Linked DNA regions of Homo sapiens: region 2 is linked to region 1. A link is an interaction called in ENCODE POLR2A ChIA-PET data of the cell type or tissue named here. Cell type or tissue: OCI-LY7. All regions are shown on one strand. Each heading gives the region's core, and the rest is flanking DNA. Links, peaks and the distances in the headings are about the cores only. Region 1 has its middle 9.7 kb from the start of TAF8. Region 2 overlaps USP49 (ubiquitin specific peptidase 49).

The links. Peaks named below come from ENCODE experiments on the same cell type or tissue, not always from the same donor. Only the 100,000 strongest peaks of a DNase experiment are listed, where the experiment ranks them.
Region 2: POLR2A ChIA-PET joins it to region 1 with 12 read pairs; 18 of 35 experiments call an interaction of 5 or more read pairs at or near these places.

The regions. Positions count from the first base shown.
Region 1 is chr6:42,036,269-42,045,293 of GRCh38, forward strand. It overlaps a transcript of CCND3 not described here. Among named protein-coding and RNA genes, the nearest start is that of TAF8, 9.7 kb to the right of the region's middle. RefSeq lists a silencer at 3,353-3,574 and enhancers at 7,190-7,690, 8,402-8,451. In OCI-LY7, for the core only: a CTCF peak has its summit at 3,424; a DNase peak (open chromatin) is centred at 3,453; H3K4me3 peaks cover 1,420 bases; H3K27ac peaks cover 4,000 bases.
Region 2 is chr6:41,877,673-41,886,697 of GRCh38, forward strand. All of the region lies in intron 2 of USP49 (ubiquitin specific peptidase 49), which reads right to left. Among named protein-coding and RNA genes, the nearest start is that of USP49, 13 kb to the right of the region's middle. In OCI-LY7, for the core only: no CTCF peak of the experiment used is centred there; no DNase peak of the experiment used is centred there.

The DNA of each region.
Region 1 (9,025 bases), core at 1,841-5,840:
AGGTGTGAGCCACCATGCCTGGCCTAAAAATTATTATTTATATATATATATATATAAAATATATATATGGAGCCTTGCTCTTGTTGCCCAGGCTGGAGTGCATATATACTATATATATATATATATATATATATATTTTTTTTTTTTTTTTTTTTTTTTGACACAGGGTCTCCCTCTGTCACCCAGGCTGGAGTGCAGTGGCACAATCACTACTCACTGCAGCCTCCACCTCCCAGGTTCAAGCAATCCTCCCACCTCAGCCTCCTCCTGGTCTACAGGCGCACACCACCAAGCCTGGCTAAGTTTTGGGTCTTTTGTAGAGACAAAATTTTGCCATGTTGTCTAGGCTGGTCTCCAACTCCTGGGCTCAAGTTATCTGCCCGCCTTGGCCTCCCAAAGTGCTGAGATTACAGGCATGAGCCACTGTGCCTGGCCAGTCCTCTCTTTTCTAATGAGATACCTGCCTGAGGCCAAATTTTCTTCATATACATCAATGAAAACATATTGCAACAGATTAAATCAGAAACTGATGAAAATCCAGCTGTCTTCTATGAAGTCAGGCATTAACGAGATTTGCAAAAATGTAAAACAAGGCTATACTTCTCATTATTTTTGTTTTGGAAAATAGTTTTCATTTAAAAAAATACAATGCTTATGGATTTTTTGTTTTGTTTTGTTTTGTTTTTTTGAGACAGACTCTTGCTCTGTCACCCAGGCTGGAATGCAGTGGCGTGATCTCAGCTCACTGCAAGCTCCGCCTCTCGGGTTCACGCCATTCTCCTGCCTCAGCCTCCCGAGTAGCTGGGACTAAAGGTGCCCGCCACCACACCTGGCTAATTTTTCTGTATTTTTCAGTAGAGACAGGGTTTCACTGTGTTAGCCAGGATGGTCTCGATCTCCTGACCTCGTGATCCACCCGCCTTGGCCTCCCAAAGTGTTGGGATTACAGGCGTGAGCCACTGTGCCCGGCCGTTTTGTTTTTTTTTTTAAGACGGAGTCTCGCTTTGCCACCAGGCTGGAGTGCAGTGGCACGATCTCGGCTCACTGCAACCTCTGACTCCCTGGTTCAAGCGATTCTCCTGCCTCAGCCTCCCAAGTAGCTGGGACTACAGGCATGCACGACCATGCCCAGCTAATTTTTGTATTTTTAGTAGAGACGGTTTTCAACATATTGGCCAGGATGGTCTCAATCTCTCGACCTTGTGATCCGCCCGCCTCGGCCTCCCAAAGTGCTGGGATTACAGGCGTGAGCCACCGCGCCTGGCCAAAAAAAAATTACAATGCTTATGTTAACATGCAATGAGTTTCTTATTGTTACTTTAAATAAATTAATATTTAAAATTTCTCATATCAAATTTTTTATCAGAAACAAAATAACAACAGGTATAGGGAGGGACAAGTCAAAAGCTTATATTATTTATTCCAGGGAATGCCATGTCGGGTGCACCGATTATTAGGTATAGCCTAAAAAACAAAAGTTCTGGCCAGGCATAGTGGCATGCGCCTGTAATCACAGCACTTTGGGAGGCCGAGGCGGACGGATCATGAGGTCAGGAGTTCAAGACTAGTCTGACCAAAATGGTGAAACCCTGTCTCTAATAAAAATACAAAAATTAGCTGGGTGTGGTCGCACATGCCTGTAATCCCAGCTACTCAGGAGGCTGAGGCACGAGAATCGCTTGAACCCGGGAGGCGGAGGTTGCAGTGAGCCGAGATTGCGCCATTGCACTCCACCCTGGGCGACAGAGTGAGACTCGGTCTCAAAAAAAAAAAAAAAAAAAAGTTCTTTGGGATCCTCAATAATTTTTCAGAATGTAAAGTGGTCCTGAGATCAGAAGGCTTAAAAATTGCTGCAGCAGACCTAATATGTCAGTCTCTAAAATGCCCAATTCCAAGCCTGGTTATCTAGTTCTTGGTATTCTTTACCCTTATTCACATTTTTACCTCTTGGCCCCATTGTGCTGCTGGATTTTTTTTAACTATATTAGGGCAGGGTGCAGTGGCTCACATCTGTAATACCAGCACTTTGGGTGGCCAAGGTGGGCAGATCGCTTGAGCCCAGGAGTTCAAGACCAGCCTGCGCAACATGGCAAAACCCTGTCTCCACCAAAAATACAAAAAATTAACTGGGCGTGGTGGCTTGTGCCTGTGGTCCCAGTTACTTGGGAGGTTGAGGCAGGAGAACTGCTTGAGCCCAGGAGGCAGGAGCTGCAGTGAGCTGAGACTGTGCCACTACACTCTAGCCTGGGTGACAGAGTGAGACCCCATCTCAACTAAAAAAAAAAAAAAGCAAGAAGAGGGCATATCAAAAATAATCATTGTTCTACAAATAATAGTGATTATAGAAATAACCACTAGTTCTTTTAGAAATAAGAAATAATCAGTAATACTATAGAAAAAGAATAAGAAATAAGCCTAATAATTGCCATAGAAATAACATAAAAATTATTTCTATAATATGGCCTTCAGTAAAAAACTCAGAACATTCAGAAGAGTAAAAAGACCCAAAAGCAACCACCATTTAAAACTGCTCCGGAATAATTTCTCATCTAATCCATTCTTCTTTTATCTCCTCAAATGGCACCTTTGAGAAGAAATTCCTGGTTAACCCATGCAAAAGCAACCACTCCTTCCTCCAGATTCCCACAGCATTGTAGTTGAAACCTTTCTTGAGGCCCAGCTAGACCATAAAAGTATGCATACTGAATTCCTAAATGTGCATATTTAACGGTCATAAATTCAGTTATATCTACTGGAAGAGACACCAACCAACCACAGAAACCTATGTACTATTTATATGATGTGATCCCTTCACCCAGGCTTAACATAATGCTTAACCAAAGACCAGAGCCTGTGTTCCAACAAAAACTGGCCATGCTGAGGAATCTTAGAAATGGAAGAGAATGTCCAAATCATGTATCCTGTGTTTTATGAGCAGTCTCTTTAAAATAGAGACTTTAATAGTAACTTTGATGTGTGTCTTGTTTTTACACTGACTTTGAACCCAACACTGTGTCAAATGTGGCTCCACTACATGAAGAATGGACAAGTGAATGGTTCCAAGGCCTCTGAGACTTACAGATGTTGGATGAATATACTAGGTGACTGAGCCCAGGAGTCCTCGACCCATGTAGTCCTGTCCTCTGGACAGGGTATGTGGCATCCCCTCTAGGCCAGGGCTGCCACCCATTGCTGGGTGAAGGTCTCAGGTGTCACTTGAAGGCCAAGGTGAGAGGTCCTGCACTAGGACCCAGCTGAACCACCCCCTCCAGACTTACGCTCTCAGCTGCTGGCCTAATCGCACACTCCTCCCAAAGCCTGAGTCTCATACAAGAGCGAGGAAAGGAAAATGAGCATTGAAGGGCAGCTGGAGGAAAAGCTTGTTTGCACCATTGCCGCAGTTGGGGTGGCTGTGGTTGGGCTGATTCAACCAGAGCTCCCCAGATAGGTTAGGGCCCAGCCCCACCTAGCAGAGCTCACATTCACCACCACCCACTCCTGCTTCCGGGGCTGTGTGTGACACCTGATCTTCCTGCTGTGGCAGGGCTGGGGCACCCTTGCTCCCTCCCTTCCACCTTCTTGGCTTAGTGGACAATCCTAAAGCACTGGCCAGAAGGCACTGGGGGATCCAGGATGCTCTGGGCTTGCCCGGGGGGATTCGTGTCAACACCATCACATCTCCGTGCATCCCTGCATGTCACGCACACAGGCAGTCAGGGGCCTACCAGCCTGCTCTACTAGTCCTGAGACTGTGTACGTGACAATGTCTCAACAGGGAACCCAGTGTAATCTCACACTTGCCCTGGTAGGTGGATACACATGTGCACACACACGTGTGTGGTGCACACAGTGTGCATGAAAAGTCTGAACCGGGCACAGTGGCTCACGCCTGTAATCCCAGCACTTTGGGAGGCTGAGGCGGGTGGATCACCTGAAGTCAGGAGTTCAAGACCAGCCTGGACAACATGACGAAACCCTGTCTCTACTAAAAATACAAAAATTAGCTGGGCATGGTGGTGGGAGCCTGTAATCCCAGCTACTTAGGAGGCTGAGGTAGGAGAATCACTTGAACCTAGGAGGTGGAGGTTGCAGTGAGCTGAGATCGTGCCATTGCACTCCAGCCTGGGCAACAGAGCGAGACTCTGTCTCAAAACAAAAACAAAAACAACAACAAAAAAGAAAAGTCTGACTGAGGTCAGAGTTATTTCAGCCACCAGGCTCTCAATACAACCAGCTATATGACTTTGGACTAGATACTTAACCTCTGTGCCTCAGGGGCTTTATCTGCAAAATAAAAAACCTCGGCCAGGCACAGTGTCTCATGCCTGTAATTCCAGCACTTTGGGAGGCTGAGGCGGGTGGATCACAAGGTCAGGAGTTCCAGACCAGACTGGCCAACATGGTGAAACCCAGTCTCTACTGAAAATACAAAATTTAGCTGGGTGTGGTGGTGGGTGCCTCTAATCCCAGCTACTAGGGAGGCTGAGGCAGAGAATTGCTTGAACCCAGGAGGCAGAGGTTGCAGTGAGCCGAGATCGTGCCACTGCACTCCAGCCTGGGTGACAGAGCAAGACTCCATCTCAAAAACAAACAAACAAACAAAAAAAAAACAAAAAAAAAAACCTCATAGAATATGTTTGTGAGGAATAGCTGAGAAATGGGTTAATAAATATCCATACTTATTATAAACTGACTTATGTACAAATGGCATACAGGATATGGCAGCACTTACAACAGCCCCTGGCACATGGAAGTGTTGTGTAAAGATGCACTATTATTATCACCAACATCTTGAGTGCCATGTGTCTGGGAACACATGAGGATTCAGAGAAAAGCCACACAACAGATTCCCACAAGAAGCACCAAAAAATGACTTCTAGAACCTGTGTCAGAGGAAAGGCAGAGAAGAAACAGGGGGGAGGAAAAACTTTCTGAGGACCACCCAGGAGGCACCCAGCTCAAGTCCAGTGACTGAAAAAAGTTTTAAGAACCCAAAAGGCTGGGCCCAGGCCGGAAAAGGCTGTACCCTCGGAGATCAAGGGATATGAGAGAAAAACTCAGTTGGGTCCTAGAGGTAGAATTCAAAGAAAAGATGGGAGTTCCCCCAGGACCAGCAGGTACCAGCTGACTGGAAAGAAGGAAGAGAAGGCCTGGAGAAAACTAGCATGTTCTATGCCCTGGCCTACGCTCAGTCACTCAGTACATCTGAGGGCTTGTAACCCCAGGATGAAAATAGATGCCACATTTGAAGAGTCTCCAAGTTTGTGGTTCTATAGCAGACACCGCTTACAGAAAAGACAATGGAGCTGGGAGGAAAGGAAAAGGCAGCCTTGCATCCTAGGGGCCGGCTGCTGGGAGGAAACAGCACTCCTCCCCTCTATAACCCAAAGACAGCTTTGTGATAGCCACTTGCCAGAGTAGAATAAACCTCCCCTGGGCCTTATTCCCAGTGGATTCCACAGCACCCAGCATGGCAAAGCTTAACAAACCAGAGCTTAAGACTTTGCGAATAATAAACAGACGTCTTCCCAGGGACAGGCAGACTGGGGGCCCTCTGCGCCTCATGCTCCTGCCCCGGGCTGGTCCTCCCTCCTCCATCTGGAGCCCAAATTGGAGCTCAAGGTCTGCATCTGTCTGAGGCCCCTGCTCCGGCTTCCTTTCCCAGAACTCAGGGACCTCAGGGGAGGTGGCAGGGAGGAACAGCAGAGAAGGAAGAGAACAGAGAACAAGAGGGAGGGTGAGTTGGAGCAGCAAAAGCTGGGGCCAGAACTGGGAGTTTCTGGGACAGCCCCAGCTTCAAATATTCTGTCCAACTGTCTGACCACAGGCCAGAGCTTGTGGACCGATTTTTATTTTAGAAAAGAGGATAACATGAAGCCATAGGTGGGATGGTGAGGAAAGAAACCAGGGCTGTCTCTTTGGATCTAGATGGCCCCATATCCACCCCGAGGACCTCTATCTGGGAGACGATGATGCCCATGATATGGTGATAATGACAGCAGCTATCACTCAAAGGACGTATGGCCTGCCCACCACTCAGCAGGGCTTTGTGTGTACTGCCTCATAATCTTAGGGAAGCGTAGGCTCGGAAGTGGGTTTTTTTTTTTTTGAGACGGAGTTCCGTTCTTCTTGCCCAGACTGGAGTGCAATGGCGCGATCTCGGCTCACCACAACCTCTGCCTCCTGGGTTCTAGCGATTCTTCTGCCTCAGCCTCCCGAGTAGCCGGGATTACAGGCATGCGCCACCACACCCAGCTAATTTTGTCTTTTTAGTAGAGACGGGGTTTCTCCATGTCGGTCAGGGTGGTCTCGAACTCCTGGCCTCAGGTGATCCACCCGCCTCAGCCTTCCAAAGTGCTGGGATTACATGAATGAGCAACTGCGCCTGGCTGGAAGTCTTAATCCTGCAGTCTCTCTGCCTCCCCTGTGCCTCAGTTTCCTTATGTATAAGAAGCAGAATAATAATGCCTCCCTCATGGTCTGCCGTGAGGATGCAAAAAAGACACCTGACATATAGTAGGCATTCAACTAATATTGGTTATTATTAATTCTCACCATTACCCAGAGAGGTGGGGTCTATAGTTATGCCCATTTTACAGACAAAGAAACTTTCACACAGCCAGAAAGGAGCTGAGCTAGGACTCGAAGTGGGGTCGTTTGTCTGTAGAGGCTCTCTCGACCACTCCATGAGAGATGGCACAGATTAGTGGTTACATGCACAAATGTTACAGCCAAATGGCTGAGTCAGACTTCCAGCTCAGCCACAGATGGGCTGTGTGTAAGGAAGCAAGCTGCTAGACCTCTCAGTACCTTGGTTTGCTCACCTGCAAAATGGGTGTCTCTGGCCAGGCACAGTGGCCCACGCCTGTAATTTCAGCACTTTGGGAGGCCGAGGCAGGAGGACTGCTTGGGTCCAGGAGCTCAAGACCAGCCTGGGCAACAGGGTGAAACTGCAAAACACTATCTCTACAAAAAACTAGCTGAGTATGCTGGGCGCGGTGGCTTACACCTGTAATCCCAGCACTTCGGGAGGCCGAGGCGGATGGATCCTGAGGTCAGGAATTCAAGACCATCCTGGCCAACATGGTGAAACCTCGTCAAAGATACAAAAAGTTGGCAGGGTGTGGTGGCGGGTGCCTGTAATCCTAGCTACTTGGGAGGCTGAAGCAGGAGAATCACTTGAATCTGGGAGGCGGAGGTTGCAGTGGGCCAAGATCGTGCCAATGCACTCCAGCCGGGGCGACAGAGTGAGACTCCATTTCAACAAAATAATAAAAAATTAGCTGAGCATGGTGGCGCCACGCGTGTTGTCCCAGCTACTCAGGAGGCTGAGATGGGGAGATCAACTCTGCCTGGGAAGTCGAGGCTGCAGTGAGCCGAGATCACGCCACTGCACTCCAGCCTGGGCGACAGAGTGAGACCCTGTCTCAAAAAAATCAGGGTGTCCTTGCTCATTCTGGGCTCTGCCTCTGTGTCCCTGGAGGCCCAGTGGCTCTGTGCCTCTCTAAAGGTCTGAGGGGGCAGCAAGCAGATCTGGGCCAACGACGGAGGTACCAGCAACCGTCTCCTTCCAGAGATAACCCCTCAGCCCTCACCTCAGGAACGACTGTCCTGGGGAATTTCACCCAGGGTGGGAGAACTGGTCAGGCCACTGAGTGCAAATAGTTTCAGAGAGGTGGGGCTCCTGAGGCCCCTTCCGGGAGATGACACAGGTGTCATGCCCTCTGAAGGGCATAAAAGGCCATGCCACATTAGCTACCCTGCTGGCTCGCAGGGCCGTCGGTCCTGCCCTCTGCTCTGGGCACACGGGTCCCTCTCTCTCAAAGGGAAAGGACAGTCAGGAAGGGGAAAGAGAAGATGTGGAAGAAATCCCTGACCTGGGGACGGGTGTATGCCGCAGAGGCGGAGGCCTGCACGTTCTGGCCGGAGCCTGGACAAGACAGAAGAGCACCTTTTACGGGGGCTTTGCTGGATCAAAAGCAGTTCTCTGGGCCCCGGTGTGTAAACAGCTGGTGATGGGCTGGGAGCAGAGGCTCCCTGAAACCAGTCAGCGCCTGAAGAACCCGGCAACACTCTTCATTCACCCAATCCAGTCACCCCAAGGTGACACACGGGGCAACAGCTCCACCTGGTGGACGATCAGGGACTACCACGGGCCAGGGAGTATGGGAGAGCAAAGAATGACATAGAAGAGGAAAGCAGGGGGAAAATCACATCAGGGGTTTACAGGCGAAGGGGCTTTGAGGTCGTCTTGCTGGCAGAGGCCCCTCTTATAGCATGAGCTCTAAGCCCCATTTGTTAGAAAGTTCTACGTTTTTTGAAAATCTGCCTCCACTAGTCCCACTAACCCCCTACTTCAAGGTTTGCCAGGGCAAACTTTTAAATATTTGCATACAGCTATAGTATTCCTCCTAAATCTTCCCCTTTGCTGCAATCTTCCAGAATTTGACCTGACCTCTCACCTCCTGCATCTTTTTTTAACTTGGCTATCTTTTCTTTCTTTTCTTTCTTTCCTTTTATTTATTTATTTATTTATTTGAGACGGAGTCTCACTCTGTTGCCCAGGCTGGAGTGCGATGGCGTGATCTTGGCTCACTGCAACCTCCGCCTCCCGGGTTCAAGTGATTCTCCCACCTCAGCCTCCTGAGTAGGTGGGATTACAGGCCCGTGCGACCACGCCCGGCTAACGTTTTTTTTTTTTTTTTTTTTGTATTTTTAGTAGAGATGAGGTTTCACCATGTTGGTCAGGCTGGTCTCGAACTGCTGACCTCGTGATCCGCCCACCTTGGCCTCCCAAAGTGCTGGGATTACAGGCGTGAGCCACTGTGCCCAGTGGCTATCCTTTCTTAAATACATTAACTTCCAAGGAATCCCTTCCAATTCTATCCCTCTCCCATACTAGCAGCAGCATTTAAAAAAATCCCTTTATATTTCAGCCTCCCTGTCTCAGTGTTTGATATATTAGGAAAGTCAATGCTCAGACTGAGAGTTAATTCACGAGTAAAGAGCCTAGACTTTGAAATCA
Region 2 (9,025 bases), core at 3,053-7,052, 160 kb before region 1:
GCCTCAGCCTCCCAAGTAACTGGGATTACAGGTTTGCACCACCACATCCAGGTAATTTTTGTATTTTTAGTAGAAACAGGGTTTCACCATGTTGTCCAAGCTGGTCTTGAACTCCTGGCCTCAAGTGATCTGCCCACCTTGGCCTACAAAAGTGCTGGGATTATAGGCGTGGGCCACCACCACGCTGGGCTGAGGACCCCATTTTTTACATTTATCTTAAATTTTACTTCCTAGGCAATATGCTGCCTAACATTTATAAAATTCTTTTTTTAGAGACAGAGTCTCACTATGTTGCCCAGGCTGGCCTTGAACTCCAGGCTCCAGGGCTCAAGCGACCCTCCCACCTCAGCCTCCCAAGTAGCTGGGATGCTCATTTGTAAAGGATGTAACATCAGCTCTACTTTCTTCCAAAAGAGCTGCAAAGATCAAATAAGAAAATGTGTGTAAGTGCATTATAAACTGGCAAGAGCTGTATATATGTTAGGTATTCTTTCTTTGCTACCAAAGAAAGCAAAGACTTTATGTCATTATTCTAGCAAAAAGAAACACTGATATTCAAACATCCCAGGTGTTCTGGGGCAGGCTGGGATAAAAGAGCTTCATCATTCAGGTAGAATTCAAGAATCCTAAAATGTGTTGGGTATCTGGGTCTTTATAATTTTAACTGACAGCTTAATAAGAACTAAAGGACATACGATCTTAGCCAGATTGGGAATTCCTTCTCACCAAAAAATGTGACCTGAGAGCAAAGGAATGTGCTTGCATTCTCCTCAGTCATCCAAGATAAATGCAAATAAAAACAATACCAAATCCCATTTAGTTTGTAGAGCGGCAGCATCAGCCACAAAAATCACCTTCTATATAGCATATACCAGAGTTGCTACTTCATCACTCTGCTTAAATCTAATCCTGCTTCTTATATGTCCCACATATAATAAATATTAATTGGTAAAGTTCAGTCTGCCAGCATACATTAAAATCATTAATTCTGTCATTATCAAGCACTTCTTATAAATACTATATAGCAATTTTGTCAGCAAAGCAATAATTTTAATGAGAAAACATTTATGAATATTTATTATACTTCCTCCTAGATACCATATTGTGTGAGGTGTTTTCATGTACACTTGCTCAGTTAATTCTCACAATGAGGTGGGTATCAGCAGGATTTTACAGCATGAAGCACAGAGGGCCCAATTTCATTAGGAAATGACCCAGGATCACAAAGCAAGGAAGCAGCAACACACAGGCCCAAGATAATTGCTTTGAATTGCTGCAATTCTAGTAACCCTAAATCGGTGGCAAGGAACATAAAATTTATTTAAGTAGGTTTTTTGCCTGTGGTAAAACTTAGTTGGAAGTTAGCCTTGTTTGAGAAGTTACTCAACTATGAATCTGCACTCATTCTACAAAAATGCTTTCTAACTTTAAACATAGGTCAGAGAGGTATGGTGGCTCATGCCTATAATCCCAGCACTTTCAGAGGCCAGAGTGGGAGGACTGCTTGAGGCCAGCAGTTTGAGACCAGCCTGGCTAACATAACGAGACTCTGCCTCTATGTTTTGTTTGTTTTTGAAACAGGGTCTTCCTCTGTCGCCCAGGCTGGAGTGCAGTGGCGCAATCACGGCTCACTGCAGCCTCAAACTCCAGAGTGCAAGCTATCTTTTCACCTCAGCCTCCCAAGTAGCTGGGACCACAGGTGCATGCCACCACACCTGGTTAATTTTTTTTTTTCTAGTTTTATGTAGAGACGGAGGGTCTTTCTATATTAAGGGGAAGCCCAAATCAAACTGAATTGTGCTAAGACAAACCAGAAAAACTCAAAGTGCCTCTGAAAGTGGGGATAGCAGACAAAGCTAAAAAAAGGAGAATGGAGTAAAAGTTCTACCCCTAGATTGCTGCCCTGTCTCCAAGCAGCTGCTGGGCAGAGGATGGGAGGTTTGTTCTCTGGAAAGATTACTAGAGAGACTCTGGACTAGGCACAACTAGGGGCAGGCCCACCAGTCTAAAAAAGATGGTGATTAAGAGAAAGTTGATATCGTGAAAGGTGAAACATCCCTAGCCATTTTCCCCACTCAGCTTCCCAAATGATACAGCCAGGTTTGTAAGCCCTAAGCAGATAATAGGAACATTCTTTCTGGGGATGAACCTGGTCAAGAGAAAAGCACAAATACTGACTGCTAGAGGTGTCCTCTCCAAGAATAAACCACCAGTTAACTTTCAGAAGCTGACACTTGGGCAAATCCAGCTTTCAGTTTTTTCGTGGCTCACTCCTGAATATGAGTAAAACAGCCAAAGCTATACTTTTAAGGAAATTCCCTAAATGAAAGATCAAAATAAATGAAATGAACAAGTAATGTATTTTAAGGAAACACAGATTTTACAGAAAGCTGAGGAAAGAACATGTTCAGAGAAGAGCTAGTCCATCTGAAACAAAAATAGATGACTATTAAAAAGCAACATTCACAGAAAAAAAAAACTTAAAAATTAAAAATATGACAGCATAAATATAAAACTAATTAGAAAGGTCTTAAGATGAAGTTCAAGACACCCCCCAGAAAGTAGAATAAAGAGACAAAAAGATGGGAAATAGGAAAGGAAAATTAAAGGACTCATCAGTCTAGAAATTCCAACACAAGTATTGAGAGTTCGAGAGGAAGAACAGAGAAAACTGGGGGCAAGGAGGAAAAGGAAGAGATTGGTTAGAATTTAAAAATTCAAGAAAATTTCCCAGAACTGAAAAGTGTTACCAAATTGAAAAGGCCCTCCAAGCGTCCAGCATAACAGACAAAACAAGGCCTAGAATGAGGCTAATTATATTAAAATTTCAGAACATTTCCAGGGAGGAAAAAAATAACCAAGAATCAGAACATCATCAGACTTCTCGTCAGCAGCAACAGAAGCTAGAAGCCAATAGAGTGATGCCTGATAAAGTCAGAGAAAATATTCTCTTATCTAGAATTCTATACCCAGGTAAACTATAAATCAAGTATAAAAGAAAATAAAGATATTTTCATATATGCAGATTCCCAAACAAATTTACATCTCATGCACCTTTTTCTCAGGAGCTTCTGGGGGACATGCTCCACACAAATTAAAATATAAACAATAAAGGAGAAAGATATCAAGTCAAGGAAAACAGGGGGTTCTCCGTAAGAAGGCAAAGGAAATACCCAGGATACGAGGGGAAGTAGATCCCAGGATAAAAGCTGGGCAGGTCTAGAAAAGAACCTACACAGATTTTTATTTATTTTATTTATTTTTTATTCTTTTATTTTGAGATGGAGTCTCGCTCTGTTGCCCAGGCTGGAGTGCAGTGGTATGGTCTTGGCTCATTGCAACCTCTGTCTTCCGGATTCCACCAATTCTCCTGCCTCAGCCTCCCGAGTAGCTGGGATTACAGGCGCCTGCCACCACACCTGGATAATTTTTTGTATTTTTAGTAGAGATGGGGTTTCACCATGTTGGCCAGGCTGATTTCAAACTCCTGACCTCGTGATCCACCCACCTCGGCCTCCCAAAGTGCTGAGATTACAGGCGTGAGCCACCCTGCCCGGCCCCTACGCAGATTTTTGTAAGCATAAGCCTACTGTTCAGAAATATGGCATTAAATACCAAAAAAAAAAAAAAAAAAAAAAAAAAAAAAAGCCCAGCTAGAAGAATAGAAAACAGAGGTCCCTAGAGAGGCAAAATGTTGGGAAAGGGAAAGGCAGGTAATATTCTTTTTATGCTGTATATAGTCTTAACATAAATAAAAACTAAATTCAAAAAGATTCTTGGAAAGGTTAAAATAAATGTTTTAAAATCACATCTAAAAATATGATTTTTCCAATCAAGATTTCTAAGGGGAAAAAGAAACTAAAGGAAAAAAAAGTCTAAGTTTCAAGGCAAAACAAAATCAAAGTATTTGGAAAACTCAAATAGTAGGCGTGGCTTTGTTTGAAAAACATTAAGGGCAGGAAATAATGTTTTTGCTCATAGATATTCAAAAGTCATAGTCATAAAACCAGCAAAGAGAAAAAGAAGAATGTTTAACATATTATGATGTCATTGGAGAAGGTTCATTATACTTTATGCTTCTGCATAAAGTATAGTTTTCCTTCCTTTTCAAACTTTGAGAAAATACACTATTCTCTTACAAAACATAATACATACCCAATAGTTCCTCCAGTTAAATAATAATAAAATAAAATACTATGTTCATTCTTTCATACTCATGGATATGCTGACTTAACTTTGTAAAAAGATGCCAAAGCTTCGTAAATTAATCTAAATCAAATTATAATCTCAATCTTAATCAAAATTACAACAGGACATTTTGGGGAGGGAGGAAACTAGATAAACTAAATCTAAATATTTAAAAAAAAGATCCACAGATAGTTATATCAATTTTGAAAAAAAAAAGCAAAGACAGGGAATCCATCCTGCCATATCTTAAGAAATACTAGAAAGGAACAGTAATAAACATGATATGGTACAGGATCTCATCTAGGGTGTGTCTGGAAATGCATGGGCCATCATGGATGTCACAATGACAGGGCAACACTACTGACATTGAGTGGACAGGCCCAGCAGTGCTAAACATACCTACTCTACTAACTGTGCCCCCTTTAAGAAACTTCGAGATAAATACACCAATGAGATAGAATAGAAAGGTGAGAAACTTGATTTACAATAAGGGTGTTACTACAAATCAACTGGAAGGTTCAGCTAGTTTAGTGGATGGTATTGGGAAATAAAAAAATAATAAGGCTGGATCCAACCTATACCACATCCAAAGATTGCTCCATATACATTAAAAACTTAAGGGGAAATGTAAAGCCATAAAGCTAAAAGAAATTTAGGGAGACAATCTGGATGATCTAAGTCCAAGAAGCAGTAATAAGGCAAATACAGTAGGCTAAAAAATGATGGATGTGACTACATCAAAATCAAGAATTTCCATTCGGTAAAGAACAAGGCAGCCACGCGCAGTGGCTCACGCCTGTAATCCCAGCACTTTGGGAGGCCGAGGCGGGCACATCATGAGGTCAGGAGATCAAAGCCATCCTGGCTAACACGGTGAAACCTCGTCTCTACTAAAAATACAAAAAATTAGCCAGGCATGGTGGCACGCGTCTGTAGTCCCAGCTACTCGGGAAGCTGATGCAGGAGAATTGCTTGAACCCAGGAGGCAGAGGTTGCGGTAAGCTGAGATCGCACCACTGTACTCCAGCCTGGGCAACAGAGCAAGATTCTGTCTCAAAACAAAAAACAAAAAACAAAAAACACCTAGGCAAAGTTAACAGATGACATCCCAGAAGATGATATTTATATGGTCCAAAACCAACCAGGGATTTAAGAAATATTATATATATTAAGGAGTTCTATAAATCAACAAGAAAAATACAGGAAACAAAGGATATGAAGAGGCAAAGGAAAATGGCTAACTAGTATATGAAGAAATGATTAAACTCACTGGTAACTAGAAATAAAAATTAAACAGCCTAGCCAACATGGCAAAATCCTGCCTCTACTAAAAATACAAAAAAATTAGCTAGGTGTGGTGGCACACACCTGTAATCCCAGCTACTCAGGAGGCTGAGGCAGGAGAATTGCTTGAACCCAGGAGATGGAGGTTGAAGTGAGCCAAGATTGTGCCACTGCACTCCAGCCTGGGAGACAGAGTGAGACTCTGTCTCAAAAAAAAAAAAAAAAAAAAATGCCAAGCACAGTGGCTCACGCTTGTAATCCCAGCACTTTGGGAGGCCGAGGCAGGTGGATCATTTGAGGTCAGGAGTTCGAAACCAGCCTGGCCAACATGGTGAAACCCCATCTCTACTAAAATTAGCCAGGTGTGGTGGTACACGCCTGTAATCCCAGCTACACGGGAGGCTGAGGCAGGAGAATAGCTGGAACCAAGATCATGCCACTGCATTCCAGCCTGAGCGACAGAGCGAGACTCCATCTCAAAATAAATAAATAAATAAATAAATAAAATAAAAATTAAAATGAGACATTACTAAAAGGCCAAAATTAGAAATGTGGATAATACCAAGTGTTGGGAGGGGCGGTTATAGGAACACAATGCTTATGGGTATAAGCTTATACAACCATTCAACAGCCTCATAGTACTTATGCCGCAATGCCACTCCTGGGTCTGTGCCCCTGAGAATTCTCAAACATGTCCACTCCTGGGTCTGTGTCCCTGAGAATTCTCAAACATGTCCATAATGGACATGTGCAAGACTGTTACTGGTATCATTGTTTATGGTAGCCTAGGTGCCCATCACTATGAGAATGGATGCACACCACAGAATACTATGCTGCAGCTCGAAGCAGTTAGCTAAATCTACATCCACATGAACAGATCTTTTTTTGTTTTTTTTTTAGATGGAGTCTCACCCTGTCACTCAGACTGGAGTGCAGTGGCACAATCTTGGCTCATTGCAACCTCCACCTGCTGGGTTCAAGCAATTCTCCTGCCTCAGCCTCCCGAATAGCTGGGACCACAGGTGCGCACCACCACACCCAGCTAATTTTTTGTATTTTTAGTAGAGACAGGGTTTCACCATGCTGGCCAGGATGGTTTCGAACTCCTGACCTCGTGATCTGCCCACCTTGGCCTCCCAAAGTGCTGGGATTACAGGCGTGAGCCACCGCGCCAGGCCCATAACATAGATCTTAAAACATAGTGCTCACTGAAAAAAGTAAAAACCAGAGTAAGATCTACAGCATTTCTACAAGGAGAATTCTATAGCCAAATTCTACAACAGTGTGGTATAATGAGCAATTTTTTAATTAAAAATACATACACCAAAAGAATCAGTAAGTATTTTACAAAGATGCACATAGAATCAAGGACATATCAAACACATTAGAGAGTGTGCCTGTGAGGTGGGGAGGAAAATAGACATGGGAATGAGGGCTGAACAGAAGGCCTTTGTACACCAAAGCTATACTGTAACCCAAATTATGGGAGTAGGAAGTCCAAATTCAGAATAATATTTTTCATTCATGCATACATTAATTTATTCCATAAAAACTTATTGAACACCTCTTAAGTGCCAAGAACTCTGCTTAAATAGAAACTTTTCTTATTTCTGCTGAAGATATTTTTTCAAGTCAGATATGTTTTAATTGGAAGTGGAAGGGAAAAATAATTTACAGTAGCATATAATATATACTAAAAAATGAGAAACCATCCTTAAAATAAATGTTTTACATAACTTTTTTCATCAAATGGAAATGTACCTTGAAGTTCTTTAAATGACAAAGTTAAATGAAAAATCAAAATACAAAAAGAACTCTGTAAGTCCTACATAAATTAGACAGCCACATCTCAATCCACAGATAAAACGTCTTGAAGTCTCATGGCTTTCAGTGGTGAAACAACTACTTTTTGGAGGATAAATTTTTTCTACTTTATTTGTTCTATGTAACGCCCTCCCTCTGCACCCAACAATACTTCAACTGCTCAGGAACACTTCTCACCAGATTTCTGTTTTCTAAAAGATTTCACAAGCACACTGCTGGCTGCCAACGTAGGTGTTGTAGTTAATATACTCATTATGCCATGCTGCTAACAAAAACTGATTAACGCATTCAGTGCAGAGTGACATGTCTATTCCATATTCCCTGGGCACAGAGAATAACATTTTCAAACAAACAAAAAAAATTACCCGTTCACCCCTTTTTAGATGTCTCCTAATGAAAGGCCACAAATTCCAAATGTTAACTAGTATACATGATAATACTGGTAAAGGAAAATAATAGCAACCTGTAGTAGGACAACAGCTGCCTATAAGGCTCTAAAATTGCAGTACTTCAGTATCTCAGATTTAGATTACTGAGTGTCAGCGCACAATCATACCTCACTGTAACCTTGAACTCCTGGGCTCAAGCAATCCTCCCGCTCAAGTGGATCACTTGAGGTCAGGAGTTCGAGATCAGCCTGGCCAACATGTCGAAACCTTGTCTCTACTAAAAATAGAAAAATTAGCCAGACATGGTGGCAAGCACCTGTAGTCCCAGCTACTGAGGAGGCTGAGGCAGAATGGCTTGAAGCCGGGAGGTGGATGCTGCAGTGAGCCGAGATCATGCTACTGCACTCCAGCCTGGGGGACAGAGTGAGACTCTGTCTCAGGAAAAAAAAAGAGAGAGTCTCCCACCTTGGCCTCCCAATGTGCTGGGATAACAAGGTAAACTACACACTGGGCCCAATTTGGGATTTTCAGCATGGAGCAGACAATGAAGCCACTCACAGATGAGACTGACGTCTTCATTAAAGCACACTTACCTTTCACTTGAAATGCATTGTTATAAGCTCTTCAAGTTATGTCACACATTTCTAAAATATTTCTTTTAAGAGTATATTCAATTCCACGGTGATGTATTTGCTTTCTCATCTTTACTTATAAGACCCTTCTAATCAGTTGACCATATTTAACTTTTTTATATGCAATGTTTATTAACCTGACCTTTGACCTCTTTTAGATACAAGCATGCAATCAGTGTATAGCCATAAGCATCCAATTGATATAGGTGGTTGTATTAGAACATAAAAAAGGAGAGTTAAAGATGTAAATGTTAGCAATGACCATCTATAGGGATATTCTTGGCATTCTGGTTTATAAAAACATAACATTAATATAGTCCCACATACTCTATGAATGCTTACATAAATGAGATGACCTCTGTTCATAAATGCTGATTCGCTGTCAAGGGCTAGATGTCTATGATCATTAAGCTATTAGCAATGACGGCCGAATTGAGCAATTCATACATTTTCTTACTTGATTTTCTTTGTTGCTACCTCCAATTTTTGTCAAGGAGAATCTAATTAGCTCTAACAGGGACTTTGACCTTATTGTCCTGATAAGTTAATATCCATAACTGCAAAAATAAGTACCATAAATTACCTGGCATTCTAGAAAGGTCTGGGCTCAAAACTGATAAATCAAAGCCAGCCGTGGTGGCTCACGCCTGTAATCCCAACACTTTGGGAGGCCGAGGCGGGCAGATCACCTGAGGTCAGGAGTTTGAG